Regions from separate parts of the Homo sapiens genome. Here region 2 is linked to region 1. Evidence: read pairs that join two places in POLR2A ChIA-PET (ENCODE). Cell type or tissue: A673. All regions are shown on one strand. Links, peaks and the distances in the headings refer to the core of each region. The heading gives the core; the rest is flanking DNA.

Evidence for each region. Peaks named below come from ENCODE experiments on the same cell type or tissue, not always from the same donor. Only the 100,000 strongest peaks of a DNase experiment are listed, where the experiment ranks them.
Region 2: POLR2A ChIA-PET joins it to region 1 with 5 read pairs; 4 of 35 experiments call an interaction of 5 or more read pairs at or near these places.

Annotation. Positions count from the first base shown.
Region 1 is chr7:122,133,822-122,141,373 of GRCh38, reverse strand. The region is part of intron 1 of AASS (aminoadipate-semialdehyde synthase); the gene reads left to right. Among named protein-coding and RNA genes, the nearest start is that of AASS, 6.7 kb to the left of the region's middle. In A673, for the core only: no CTCF peak of the experiment used is centred there; a DNase peak (open chromatin) is centred at 3,943; H3K4me3 peaks cover 1,682 bases; H3K27ac peaks cover 2,719 bases.
Region 2 is chr7:122,310,118-122,317,669 of GRCh38, reverse strand. It overlaps a transcript of FEZF1 not described here. Among named protein-coding and RNA genes, the nearest start is that of FEZF1, 9.1 kb to the right of the region's middle. RefSeq lists enhancers at 1-794, 1,941-2,471, 5,219-5,731, 5,732-6,244. In A673, for the core only: no CTCF peak of the experiment used is centred there; a DNase peak (open chromatin) is centred at 4,149; H3K4me3 peaks cover 842 bases; H3K27ac peaks cover 722 bases; H3K27me3 peaks cover 189 bases.

The DNA.
Region 1 (7,552 bases), core at 2,434-6,433:
TTTCAATGAAGCTAAAATTATAAGCTAGAGACCAGGAGAAATATGTGTCATGTTTATGGATGACTTTGAGTAGGTGATGGGCTGGAGAAAATATGAAAATTCTCAGACCAGATTAGTTAACACTAATAGACCTCCTCCCCCAAAGTCTACCACTTTCTTCTTAATCCAGTAAAGTATTTTATAGAGGGTTTAACATGGAAGCATTAAAAGAATGTACCCACGCACAGGAAGTCAAAGTATGACCAGTGTTAATGCAAGCCCAAGCCTAGTTCTAGCAAGCCTTGAAATTGGGAGGGATTTGGATTAGTTCTAGGCCATCATCTGGTGCTGTGTTAATTCTGGAACTCTTTTGAACCTCTCCAAAAAATATTATGGTTTGGATACTTAGTGTAGGCCAAGACTCATAGCCATAGAGCTGCCATACTTATTTACAGACACCAGTGCTTCTTGGGAAACCATGGATTTTAATATATACTTGTATTTTTTTTTTTTTTTTAGTTACTTGGAAGGGTGAATATAAATAATTAGCGCTGTTCATCCTTGAACTTATTTTCTTCATCTAAAGACTACATTACCTCATTCTTAGTCTCTCAATATTTAATCACAATATATGCCTGATTATTGCAAATAATTTGTCATTCAGAAATCCCCCGTGTGATTTGATAGTTTTGGTTTGAGTCATTGAATTATGCTGTAGTGAAATTATTTTAAATATCTAAAATAGATGGACAAAGAGCACGTTCCTAACTGTGGGGATTAAAGTTGGAACATTTGGCCTTAATTTCTTCAAAAATGAATGTGTGATCCTTCATACATATCCCAAAAGAAGTAACAGAAATTAAGAGGTGCAATGCTTAGTTCATTCTTTTTTTTTTTTTTTTTTTTTTTGAGACTGAGTCTCGCTCTGTCGCCCAGGCTGGAGTGCAGTGGTACGAACTCGGCTCACTGCAAGCTCCGCCTCCCGGGTTCCACGCCATTCTCCAGCCTCAGTCTCCCGAGTAGCTGGGACTACAGGCGCCCGCCACCGACCCTGGCTAATTTTTTGTATTTTTAGTAGAGACGGGGTTTCACCGTGTCAGCCAGGACGGTCTCGACCTCCTGACCTCGTGATCCGCCTGCCTCAGCCTCCCAAAGTGCTGGGATTACAGGTGTGAGCCACCGCACCCAGCCGCTTAGTTCATTCTTAAGCTCTTGTAATGCTTGTGCATTGTTTTGCTTAGGTAGGTGATCTATAAGCTTAAAAAGTATTCTGATTGGGTTGGTGCTATGGAAAGGGTTGAAGAGACTTAAAGAATTTTAGCTATTTGATGGAAGAGTAAAAAGCTCTATGAAAATCTCAGCTCTCTTCATCTACCCCGTTCCCTTATAAAAACTGCAAAAATTAAATACATCATTTGTTTGTTTGTTTGTTTGTTTGTTTGTTTGAGACAGTCTCACTTTGTTGTCCAGGTGGGAGTGTAATGGCATGATCTTCACTTACTGCAAACTTCGCCTCCTGGGCTCAAGTGATTTTCATGCTTCAGCCTCCCGAGTAGCTGGGACTACCAGCATGCGCCACCACGCCCAGTTAATTTTTGTATTTTTAGTAGAGATGGGGTTTTGCATGTTGCCTAGGCTGGTCTCGAACTCCTCAGGTGATCTGCCCACCCTGGCCTCCCAAAGTGCTGGCATTATAGGCATAAGCCACTGTGCTTGGCCAAACACATCATTTTAAGGCATAAATATTGCCTGAAAAGTAGCAGAGAGAAAAATCTTGATCGAGTTACATTTAAAAAGTTATACCAACGAGAACAGACTTACTGTGACATCCATTATGATAAGTCATAAAAATACATAATAGTGGCTTGGAAAATGCTTTCTATAAAACAGAAAAAAATCCCCTATTTCTATGGGCCTCACTATTCTCATTTGTAATACTAGATTTTAGATTACATTCTATCAGTCCCACTTTGACTCTAATATTTGGATATAATCAATAATTAATAATTCACTATCAGATATTGATCAGCACCATTTAATTTGATAAAACTAATCCTGAACATGGGCAGGGATTGGATTACTGCTTCTTTATATCTTTACCAAGTGCATCATGCCGTGCATATCTTAAGTAGCCCCCAAATATTTTTTTAATTAAAGAGAATCAAAAGCATTTGTCCCATATTCCGTGTACAAAAGATTTTATTTTGATAACTCTATCAAGAGACTTTCTGGATTTCATTATAATTTAAATATTAGAAAATATTTGTGCTATAAGCAAATGACTAGCTGTTTTTATATTAATATGTGTAATTGTACAAAAGACCACTTTGCTCACACTCTGAAAGGACCTTTCTAACCACACATGAGATTCTCTGTCCTGAGAGTGGCTTTTCTTAAATATAATATTTTATAAATACATTTTACAGAATCTGCTTTGCTTTGGTTACTCCATGTGATTTAGAATGATGGTGTACTCAGTGACCATAGGACAGCTCATGGTCATTGAAAGAAAATGGGATGTGTATGGAGTGCCGAGCTCTGTCTCTGTGTCCTTTTTTTTCTCTCTCTCTCTATCTGTCTCTGTCATTTTCCTTTCCCTTTTCTGGAAAATAATAAAAAAATACAAAGAACATTCAAGCATGTTCTTTCTTCTGATTCTCATGTTTTTGTTGCAAAGTTAGCAAATTAAAAGATTAAGTCTTGCCACCTTGAGAGATGGAAAGATAAGACAGTATCATAGAGTATGTTCTCCTATTGCTACTGGGCAACCTTCACTATTATCTTCCTGTCTCAGTACATAGTAGTTCCTTCTTATCCAAGTTTTCGCTTTCCATGGTTTCAGTTACCCACTGTCAATCTGGTCTGAAAATAGGTGAATAAAGTACACTAAGATATTGTGAGAGAGAAAGAGAGAGTGAGAGAGACCACATTTACATAACTTTTATTACAGTATATTGTCATAATTATTCTATTTTATTATTGTTGCTAGTCTCTTACAGTGCCCAATTTATAAATTAAACTATATCATAGGTATGTATGTATAGGAAAAAACATAGTATATATAGGGTTTGGGACTATCAGAGATTTCAAGCATCCACTGGGCTTCTTGGAATGTATTACCCACAGATAAACAGGGTCTACTGTATCTCGCTGCAATTCACTATAATACTCCCATGACTTTTAGAGACATTTCAAATTCCTCATCAATTTTAGGTAAATAAAAATGTATACCTTAGTGGTGTTCTGTTTTACAAAAACAGAGAAGAAATCTTTTAAGTTTCATTTTTATATTTGAAATGTTAACCTTCATGTAACAAAGGGAAGACTGTTACAATTCATCAGAGGAAGGGTCTTGTACCCCACCCTTGCCTGTGTGACACTTCTCTTTCTCTATTTTCCTCCTCTTTGTTCTTTCTAGCTCTTTTTTTCCCCCTCTCTGCCTCCTGCTTTTCTACATCCTCCTTGCTTGTGTTACAAGCTGTTATCAGCACCCGACATTGTCGGGTAACCTCACTAGAGCTGGTGGTGAGTAAACCCTGATCTTCCCTCCTTCCTTCATTGAAGGCATTCCAGAAATATACATTGAATTTACTTCCTGATATTCTTGAAAAATACCACAAAATCCAGGACAGAAAAAGCTAAAGCAGCCTCCGTTGGCATTTCCATGAAATACTAGACACCTGCAGTGCAATTCAGAAATTCTCACTATTTCCTATTTCTTGAAGACCTTAGAAGCAAATGAACTGTGGATCTTGAAAGTTCTATGCTGAGACCAAGTTTTAAGGTTCAAGCAGTAACTAGCAGTTATACTATAATCAAACCATTTTTTTTCTAAGCACCCAGAAATCTAGAATTTATCTTGGCAGGTACTCAGGAATGATTTTCAGTATAAAGCAGGAAAAGGGGTCAAGAGAGGCACGGCATGCTACGGGGAGAACTGTTAATTCACTGTGACTGTTGAAGGCAAAGCCATATGGATCTGATTTCTTTCTGAAACAAGAGTTGGCTGGAGTTAACAGCATGTGTTGGATCTATATGGTGTGAATCTGTAGGCTTTGGCAAAGAAGAGAAAATTCCAGGTGTTAAACATTAAACTAGGAATCCTGCTTCTGCTTAAAAGCAACAGATCCTATATGATTCCAGTTCAGTTTCTTCATCTATAAAATGGGGATATGTATCTACTTAATAAGATTTTTGCAAGGAGGAAATAAGATGATATCCATAAAGTGCTCAGCATAGAGCTTGGCATGTGATGCTTAATCAATGGTAACTACTGTTACATTTGTTTAAATAATGAAAGTTACAGAAATTATTATTTAAGCCTTCCATGCAAAAAGTGAAAGTGAAAGTAGCTTCCCAAATAAACTGAAGCTCAGTCCCAGGCACTTCTGTCTTTTTCCCTAGTCTTCCAAGATAGTTGGCCTTTGCAAGTATATGTGTGTATGTTACAAGTGACTGTCTGTATTTGTGTCTGTGTGTGTGTCTACTGCTTTCCCGCCCTATCCCAGACAAAGAAGGTGGTGGGAGAAGGAGCAGGGATTATTACTGAGTGAGGGATGAGTGAGGTTAACATTCAAGCTTGGGCTAGAGGGGAGGGATTAAATTATCTCCACATGTTCCTCCTGATGGAGTCAAGAATTTCAACTCATAATAAAAGTTACAGGGGTATGTAGTCACCTGTGAATTCATGAAACACAGCCCCTGCTGGGAAGATGGGATGGTTTCTGGACATTTGTGTATGTTCAAAGGAATCACTATCTTTGGAATTGGTTTTATTAGAAACTGAGGGATTCAGGTTCTAGTTTTTCTTTTGGCTTCGAGAAGACTGAATGTTATGGGTTTGGGATTGAGTTTAATGCAATCTATTTTAAAAAACAGAAGATATGAATAAACAAAAAATAGATGCAGTATATAACAGTCGTTTACTGAAATGTTGATAATCTATTTTGCATGCATATTTTGCCCTGAATAAAAGCCTAAACTCCTAATCATCAGCAGTTTCTCTTGCTGTGTGCAGCTTTTTTTCTTCTTGGCCATCTTCCTAAAGCCTTCTTAGCTGGACTCTTCGCTGTTTGGTCTGTTGTCTGATTCTGTTGTAAAGTGTCCTATAAATTTACTGTCTAGGTAGCAAGTAGTTGTTTGCCCCCAGGAAATGTACTTGTATGCTTAATTGTTTGGTCAAGCCTTCCCCATCCATCAAGCTGGTGCTCTTCCAAGATTGCAGTCTGATGTAAAATAAATGTGTTTCATGCAAGCTTTTCTATATGTTGTTAGCGGTGATGGGTAGAAAATTTCTGGAAGGTATAAAAATCATTGAATCCTTATATTTTGCTGCCAAGTTTACATGGAAAACTAAGTTTTATCATTCAAATGATCCAGCAAATCATCATCTGAAATGACATTTGGCTACAAAATTGAAGTTGGATAGAATCCAATTGAAGTTGGGTAGAATACTGTTAAGCCTGGATATTTATGCTTTAAAAATTTACATAAGATTTATTCTGCATAGGAATAAATGAACCTGTATATAAAAATTAGGAGCATCTGGGTGAAAATAAAATGTTTACTAGTGTCACTTTAATTTCTTTAATTTGGTTTAAAGTATTATTTCCACCGTATTCTACGCTTCCTCCAGCTGAGGGAAAAAATAACTACTTTTAGTAGATGATATCTTTCAATCATTCTCTCCTTCATATGCAGCCCTGGTTCTGGGACTAGGGGGACAAGACACTTCTTGTACCAAGAGAATGCTGCTTTGAGTAGAGTTTATTCATGAGAATATACCTTGCCTGCCACATTGAGAGAAGCCCGTTACATTCATCATAGTAAGCCTTTAGTAACTATTTCTTGATTGACTGAATGAGTGGAATTACACAATCTTCTCACTTGAATAGCAGTTGGAAAACTGGTTGAGGCAGGTCGGGGTTTAATACAACAGCAGACGGCCATGTATGGAGAGAAAACCCAGGAAGAGGAACTGGCATGTTTAGAGCAACAAAGGTGAACAGTGAAGGTGAGCTGGACTCTAGGAAGCAGAGTGATTTAACTCTGCTTCTTAATCTTCTAACACCTCTGGTTAAAGAATAGGTTTGTTTGGTCGATTGGTTTTCTTTTTTTTTTTTTAATACTTTAAGTTCTAGGGTACATGTGCACGACGTGCAGGTTTGTTACAGATGTATACATGTGCCATGTTGGTGTGCTGCACCCGTTAACTCGTCATTTACATTAGGTGTATCTCCTAATGCTATCCCTCACCCCTCCCCGCACCCCATGACAGGCCCCAGTGTGTGATGTTCCCCACCCTGTGTCCAAGTGTTCCCATTGTTCAATTCCCACCTGTGAGTGAGAACATAAGGTGTTTGGTGTTCTGTCCTTGTGATAGTTTGCTCAGAATGATGGTTTCCAGCTTCATCCATGTCCCTACAAAGGACATGAACTCATCCTTTTTTATGGCTGCATAGTATTCCATGGTGTATATGTGCCACATTTTCTTAATCCAGTCTATCACTGATGGACATTTGGGTTGGTTCCAAGTCTTTGCTATTGTGAATAGTGCCACAATAAATATACATGTGCATGTGTCTTTATAGCAGCATGATTTCTAATCCTTTGGGTATATACCAGTAATGAGATGGCTGGGTCAAATGGTATTTCTAGTTCTAGATCCTTGAGGAATCGCCACATTGTCTTCCACAATGGTTGAACTAGTTTACACAGGTTGATTGGTTTTCTTAAATTTCCAATCTGTTGAGGACCAATACTTTTGTAAAATCCGGTAACAATAAATTACTAGAAAAAATGATCTTGTGGCTTGACATGGTGGATCACCCCTGTAATCCCAGTAATTTGTTATAAATTAAAAAAAAGAACTTAGCCAGGTGGGTGGTTGTGCACCTGTAGTCCTAGCTACTAGGGAGGCTGAGGCTGGAGGATCACTTGAGCCCAGACTGCAGTAAGCAATGATCTCACCACTGCATTTTAGCATTGACAGAGTGAGACTTCATGTCTAAAAATAAATAAATAAATATGATCATGTGATATTAAGGCTTCTAAATGCTTACTTTCTATTTATGTACACATCTAATTGTGAACCAGTTTTTTTGTTTTTTGTTTTTTGTTTTAAAAAAACAGTTCAGTGCAGTTCACTGACTGACACTAGGGCACACTGAGAAACACTTGTTTTGGGAATGGTCAGAGATGAACTGGAAAGAGGTTGGCACTAAATTGTGAAGAATCTTGTATACCATTATAAGGATTTCAAACTTTACGCCATCAAAATTTAGACCAATCTGAAAGTCTTGCTCTTTATTATTTTCCTGGATTTGCATTGTAGATTAATTTGTTTAAAACTTTTGTGCCGAATAGATGTTTGATAAAATGTGTATTTAAAAAGCTATTTTAGCTTAGCAGTTATTGGATGGTGTCACACACGTTGCTCTATACTTTTTAAAATTTTGCAGTTAAATAATCTTGTTTTTGAAAACTTGGCTTTAAAGGAACACTTGACATCCCAGTTTTCCCTTCCCTCTTCTCTACCTTGTGTCTGTTTTCATAAGAGCGGGTTGTATTTTAC
Region 2 (7,552 bases), core at 2,208-6,207, 180 kb before region 1:
GGAAGGGCAAACAGGTACATTATTTGGACAGTTTCCTTAGTGTTGCAGGAGATAATTAATACCATCTAACATCCAACCGGAATGGGTTTGTTAAGTAATACGTCAAGAAGGAAAATTTTTTCAAACACTTGAAGAAAAAAAAAATAATAATGCCTATTCCTGGAAAAGGAAAGAACCATGCAGAGCTTAATGTAAACCTCTTGGCTCCAGCAGTGGGTCTTTCTTGTATTCACTGATTTTTCCACTTGAATTCTCTTTAGTCCTTGCTCATTGTCCCTCTCTCAGGAGAAGGGAGTTCCCGCTTCTTTTGCAATAAACGCCCAGTCAAAGCGTCTATGTGCTGCCACCCCGCCACCCAGGGTCACAGTCCAGCCTGGCCTGGCGCCGCCCTCAGCCTGCAGCTACCGGCGGTGAGAGGGTCCACCGGCTCCTTGAAGGTGTGCTTGAGAGGGAAAGAGGTCACTCAGCCGTCGTTGCTCAGAGATCCTCGAAGCCCCTTTGCGCTGCCGCGGTCTGCCTCCCGAGAGGGCCTGGGGACAGCAGGCGCGGGGACCGGACCGAGCAAGCCCGGAGTTCACAGGAACCCCGCGCCCCCGAGCTCGGACCCGTCCTTCTGATCCCGCCAGCCCGCGTGGAAGGGCCCGCGGGGGGAAATTAGGGCAAGAGCTTGGTCGCTTTTATTTCTTATTCCCAAAACAGAAAATGGAAATTTCCCGGTCCGGGTCCTTAAAGGGAGGTGATAGATCGATGTTCCGGAGAGATGTTCGCGCTCGACTGGCGGCGGGGCATCTGCGCGCCGGGATAGCAGCCCAGCCTGCCAGCTTGCGCTCTGCGCCTCTCGGCTCTCAGCAGCTCCAAGCCCCCGCCACAGCCCTCCGCCACCCACCCCACTTTTGTGAAGAAGTTGGAGGCCTGGCGTGTGGGGTTTCCGGGAGGCCGGTGGTCATCCAGTCTTTACATAGAGTTCCCCTACGACCATCACCGGTACTCTGTACCAGTACTATGCAAGAAAACGAAGTCGCTAATGCGCCTCCTTTTCCCTTCAAGTCCCGCTCGCAGTAACCTTCGAGGAAGAGCCGCGACCCATTTGGCCCCCGAACTTTGCTACAGATGGAGTCGCGTCCACAGGCCTGGGCGGCCGGGCAGTAGCGGAGAGGGGTTGAGAGCAGCGACGCCCTCGAGGGGCATGGCTGGGCAGGTGCCCCAGCAGGAGCTCAGAGCGAGACTTTCTCTGGGATACCCCAGCTTCGGATTGAAGATGGGGAGCAGGGCTGCCTTAAGCTGTTCTCCTCTGTGACATTGAGTAAAATATTAAGGGAGTAGAGGCGAGAGCGAAACTCTGAACCTGGGTTCCAGATGTCACCAGAGGGTCAACCGCTCATTGGCTTTCAGGGAGTAGTCACCGGAGTGCGAGCATGTGCCACTGAGAGATGAGGAGGTGAGGGAAGAATTCGGTATGTTTCCCAAGTGAAGAAGACCTCCGATTTTACTACCCAGATTTGGGTGTACCTGACAGCAGCTTGGACAACCGCAGAGCCCCAAGCTTGGAGTCAGAAAGTCTGGGTTTGGATACTAGTAGCCACATCCCTTCCCCAAGTCTGAGCCCTGAGTACTTGGACAAGTTACTTAACCCCTCTGTAAAATGGGCACTTCATAAGGAAGGTTGCTGGAAAGATTAGAGACGTCATAAGTGGTGGACATTATTAACTGTTTCTTAATGTATGAATGGATTCGAAAGAAATCGTGGGAGGCTGGCCTCTGCCAACATGCACCACCAGTCTCACCGGCCATTCTCTCTGAGGTTGGCACAGGGTCCTTTTGGATCACACGCAGCTCTGAGGATCTTCAGCCTAGCCCCTGGCGTGTCTGTGAACTTGCTAGAATTGTCCAGTTCTCCGGTTATATATATGGCCAGCCCGATGGGAGGAGAGGAGGAGACGGGGAGGGGCAAGGGAACTCTGGTCTCAGAAAGGGCCAGCATCGCTAACAGCAGCCCCTGTGGCTGCGGTTGGGAAGGGAGGTAGCTGGAGATGTGTTATTGAGTCCACTTGCAGATTATGTTGGTCAAGGGCTCTGAAATGGGACGGGGATGATCCAGGAGGTGCCAGATCACAAGCGAGGAATCTCAGGCCTCGGCTGTTGTGGTCAGTGCGTTGAGTTCAAGGGAATTTCAGGTGCAAATGGTGTTCATTAATATTTTCCAAGGCTTATGGGAGCCTAGAACGATGTCCTGCGTCCCAATTCAGGGATGCAACAGAAGGATACACTTGCAAACTGCAAGCGGAACAGAGAGAGAAAGGCAGAGGGGTCCACACCCTTCAAGGTGGCCCCAGCTGCGGAAACCAAGCACGAGAGAGAGAGAGAGAGAGAGAGAGAGAGAGAGAGAGAGAGAGAGCGCACAAGCGCTTAGGGCGACTGCCAGCACCGACTCCTGCCCGGAGTTGCTGGACTGCAGTACTTCTAGGCTCCCAGGAACACTTGAGCAACGCGGCGGCACAGGGTGGGGCAAGGGTGCGCCCCAGGGTCACAACCCAGCACGTCGGTGGCATGGGAGACGCGCGCCCTGGCGGTCTGGGGGTCTAGCACTCTGTGGCCTTGGGGAGGTAGAAACTGAGCACTCTGGAAAGGGGAAGAGACCGTGCCTGGCATTAAGCTGGGACTGGAGCCACTTGTTTAACCCGACTGGTGGTCTCCCCCCAGTCATTTTTTTAAAGTAGCCAGCGGCAGCTTCTGAGTCCTAGACCCAGTGACTCAATACGATGACGTCTTTTATCTCCCTGTACTTTGCAATTTTGCAGTGAGGATAGTTGTATTTGTGTGCTTATTTTTAAATAAACGTATTCTAGACTTGTCCCCAATCTCCGTCTCCGTTGATTCTCCCTAAGATCAATGATTCTCATATTAAGAGGAAGTGAAGAGTTGGTTTCAAGAACCATCAGACAAAGCAGTTACTCTTCCCATAGCCCTGGCCTAGGGTTGTTTATGGAGCCCCTACACATAGATGACATCAATATCTCCCTGTGCAAAAATTTAAAGTAGTGTGTCAAATTCTTTTCTACTCTAAATCAATGATTTCCCCTTTAGCACGACGTCTCTCTTCTCTCTCTACAAATAACATCTCTTTTGGGTGAGACTGAAAAAAAGGAGACTTGATTAAATGCTGAAGAAATGCTAAAGTTTATTCTGTAGGGCATTTCCTTAATATGCCAAGGAACCAAAACCAGTTGTAACTTCGGAAGGATATTTTGGTAGGGAGGTAGAAAATGTTTCAGTAAAGAAAGTTTCATGGTAAAATGTCACAATCTAACAGGACTGAATCTCAAAAAGTGGAAAGTGTAACATGGAAAGACCAACTGAGCGGGCAGATCATGGGAGAGTAGGGTTTTTTTTAGGTCCTGCCCGCTGGACAACCGGGTAATAATTTTTTAAAACAACTTCAAAGTTGCTGTATTGAAGAAGTGTATTCATTGTCATTTACTTAAACTCATTTCTTTTGTTACTTCATGTGATTACTAGGTGTGTTCTTTCATAAAATTAGAATAGTCTATAGAAAGTTGATTAATTTTACAAATGCATAACCACTTCTTAAGAAATGAAATCTGCTTTAATCAAATTGGGATTTTGTTTGAAAAGTTTTTGCTAAGGTTTCTTCTGTAGATTCTCCTGAATCTACAGAAGAAACTGTTCCCCCAGGAACACAGTACTGAATATGGGAGAGCAGATGTCTAGGCACAAGGAAAGTACTTGAGGTTGTGAAAAATACATAGCAAATATGATTCCTGTGTATATTTTAACATTTCCATGTGATTAACCTGAAATCTATCATTGAGCAGAGGAACTGTTTTTAAATCCAATTGTCTGAATAATATTTTGGAAAAATGTATAGCTAACTTTTTAATAAGGTGATAGCCTTTCATATGTAAAGTGGTTTTATTTTAAAATTTCTTTTCAATGTCAATGTCTCCTCTGAATGAAGGGGGCTTTTATTTAATCCCATTTTACAGAAAAAACAAAGGGGAACAACCACTATCCACTACTCAACAAGGAGTTCACTAGTTGTGTGGCCTTCCTCAAGTTGGGGTACTTGGGCTGGAAGGCCAAGACAGCACCAGAAACTAGCAACATTTATTCTAGTGCTCAAAATGTCCGCGACAAATTGGCCTTCTGCATATTTATGAAGACCTTTCTCAGAAAGGAAGACCAGTTGTGTACAATTTCAACAGATAATTGAAGAATCCAGCTTTAAAAGGATACTGAGGAACAGGGTGAATAAAGAGGTTTATATTTTACCCTTGATCAGGGCTGCATTATTAGTGATGAGGTGGGGGCAGAATAGATAGCATACTTTTTGAAAAAAAAGTTCACATTTTCTCATCTTAAGTTCCCATCTATATGTTTTAAATTAAAATCTTTATAAATTTCTTTAAAATAACTGCAAACTACTGATGGATTAGATGAAATGTTAGAGAATATGGCCAACTTTGGGTGTGTATTTTGCAGAGAAATGGGAGCCCCAGAAAACTAAAATTCAGAAGGCAAAGAAGGGAGAAGAAACCTCTTTCCCATTTCTGACTTCCAGCCACCACTACTCCCACACTGAAACAATAAGAGTGAAGGGCTCAATTGCACACCCACTGTGGTGCCATTTACCTTTCCAAGTGACTATGGGAGTCAGGCTCACTTGGAGGAGGCGCAGCGAGAAAGACCAAAGGGCACCTGAGCCTCTACCCCTCTTAACTAAAATAAGGGGATGCTGGGATCCTACCATCCCTGCCCCTGACTTTCCTTTTGCCCTGTGTCCCAAGGGGAGGTCGGGGGAGGGGGGGAAGGGGGGACTGCAAATAGAGCTCCAAAATTTGAATTACTGGTGGCATCTAGAAGAGTTCAAATGTGGGAAGGAGGGGTTGGGGGATTCAAAAAGCAACTACAGCAATCACATGTATTTTGCTGCTGCTGTATTTTACTTCTCAGTCCTCTATTTGAGTTGGCAAGTAGGAGTTGAGTTGACAGCAGGGTCTCTCTTTCAGTAGACATTGTGACCTTCACTTATTTAAGGAAATAATAAATTGGAATTTCCTATTAAAGGGCAATGACTTTGCTTTTAAAATGAAAAGCTCATGCCAATCAAATAAAAAGGAAATAGATACTTTGGAGAGTGAAGGACCCCAATTATTACTATGCCTGCACCTTTTGTACACAACATATGCTCTTAAGTTTTTTAAAAAAATCCTTCACCATTATTCAGAAATCTAAATCAACATTATTAAAGTCAATTTCTCTTTCTCTCCCTTTTTTCTCCTTCCTTTCCTCTCATTTCAACAGTGGTATGAGAGTTCAGATATTCTCTGCCGTGAGTAAAAAGCTCTGGAAATCAGCTATTGTGCCAACACCGGGAACATATCCAGGCCCATGGTGCGAAAATGAAATATGTGCTGTTGAATTATTATTTTTGTCCTTAAGGTTTACATCTACACCCTTGTATTATGTAAATTTCTGAGAAGCTGTGAATCACAAGGTTAGATAAAAGAGGGTCCCCCCCAACCCCCTCAACTCTCTCCCTCCTCATCCGTCTTCGCAAGCAACGGGAGCCGACCCCATTTAATCTTTGAATGATTCTCAGCCTTGTTCCTTTCTTTTTCCGGCTTTTTACCCCAGACCTCAACTTCCCTTCCCACCCTCGACCCAACGAGAAGGCAGGGGCCAGAGGCCGCGGTTGCAGCCCGGGTCCCCGCAGCTGGCCGCGTTCGTGACGTCAGCCGGCCGGCCCCTCGGGTCACCGTGGCCGCGGGACGCTGTTTGCGAGCTGCCAGCGTCAACACCCGCGCGGGGCGCTTAAAGCTTCGCGTTGTTTCCAGGAGCCTTTTCCTCTGTGTGGGACTGCTGAGAAACTATGAGGGCAGCCCCACTGTTCGTGAATTCAGAGAATTAACTGAACTTGAAGTAAGAGGAGACAGTGGGAAGAGGGAAAAAAAAAATCTTCTAAATTAATTTAAAGTGAGAAGGCAATAACATTTTAAAAGGTAGTAAGATTTCTTAATGATGGATCAAGCCTCTTCTTGGGATTGGATCTTAGTGCTCAACTCTTGAAACATGCACAAGGCGTGCAGAATCTGGTCTGGGAGAGGCCTAAGGGCGGGAAGGGAGGAAACAGAACAGCATCCACTTCCATCAACAAAAGGGGGCCGGCCAGTGGCTGAGTGCTTCCTCTTTTACAGAGGCTATGGAGGCCCGCGAGAGGTGGCCACGGGGTATGGCCCTCTTTGGACAGCCATGAAATACTCTCTTTTAGAGGAGATGCAGGGTTTCACTGGGAGAACTCGGGAATGAAAGAACAAATTGGAGAGTAAAGCCAAAGAAGGGAAGGTAGAAAGGCCTTTCTGTTAAGGTCTTAAACAGGAGAATCTAGTTAGAAAATTCTCTTTGCCCTGGGACCATAAGGAGACCCCAACTACTCTTAAGCACAGGCCAAACGGCTTCAAAAGGGAGGATTCTCGGAGGAAGGAGGTCGGCTAAAAAAATACACGAAAGGTTTTTGGAAGAGATACTCAGAGATGCTTCTCAGACATTCTTAAAATTTGACTTAAGAACGTATTTTCCAGGAAAGTCAAAATGACAGGCAAACCTAGTGAAAAGATGCTCTAGTTCCTCCTTAGGTATGCCACACCCCCGGGCCTGTTTTCTTTCACCTTGCGTCTAGATTAAATGACCCTTCAATTACACCCTGAGTCGTCAAAGCAAGTCTATTAGCGAGTGCCTGTTCAAAAACTTTCATCCAGGAGCTCTCCACCATCTGTTCCGCGGTCTCTTAAACCAGATCCGGCGCCCCCTCCCGAAACTCTTTGGAGCCTCCCTCGCCATCTCTCAGCCTTGGGGGGATGGAGCCGCCCCAGGACCTGCGGGAATGCAGAGGAGAAGGGGAGGAGCGCGATTGCGCCCGGGATGGGTTGCCAGACCAGCTGGGGCGGTGGTGGTCCAGAGGCCCGAGGTCGGCGGGACCTGATCGAAGGCAGCGCCGCGTCGACCACCCCGGGAGCCGGACGCTTGGGAGCCCCAGCCCGGCAGCGGCGCCCGGTCACTGAAGTTGCGCCCCAACTCCCAGCCGCCTCCAAGCTTCTCGAGCTAAGTTTCCTGACCCCTCCAAGGGAGTCTCACAGAGCTCGGTGGCCCTCGGCCTTGCCAACGTCACTTTAACTGTTTGGAACTCGTGAGCAAGAACCGAGAAGTGGAGAGCCCAGCCGGGGAGTTTTCAGCTTTTCTGTTTCACTTCGGGCTTCTTCTATTCAAATGGCTCTGCGCTGGCCACCGAATCCTGAATGAGGCGGGGCTCCTCTGCCCCAACTCCAGCAGCGGGAACTTGGTTCCCCTGGGCAGCCGGGGGCAGGGGGCGCCAAGGCCGTGGCGATAATGAAGGCTGAGACGGCCAAGGCCAGCGGGTCGGCGCGGGGCACTCCCGGGCCGGAGTGGCCATCGGCCGGAGTTCAGGAGGTAACTGAATTTATAAGCGGTTCTTAGAGCTTTCTAGCTCGAGGATTTTTATTTACCTCTACTGCTT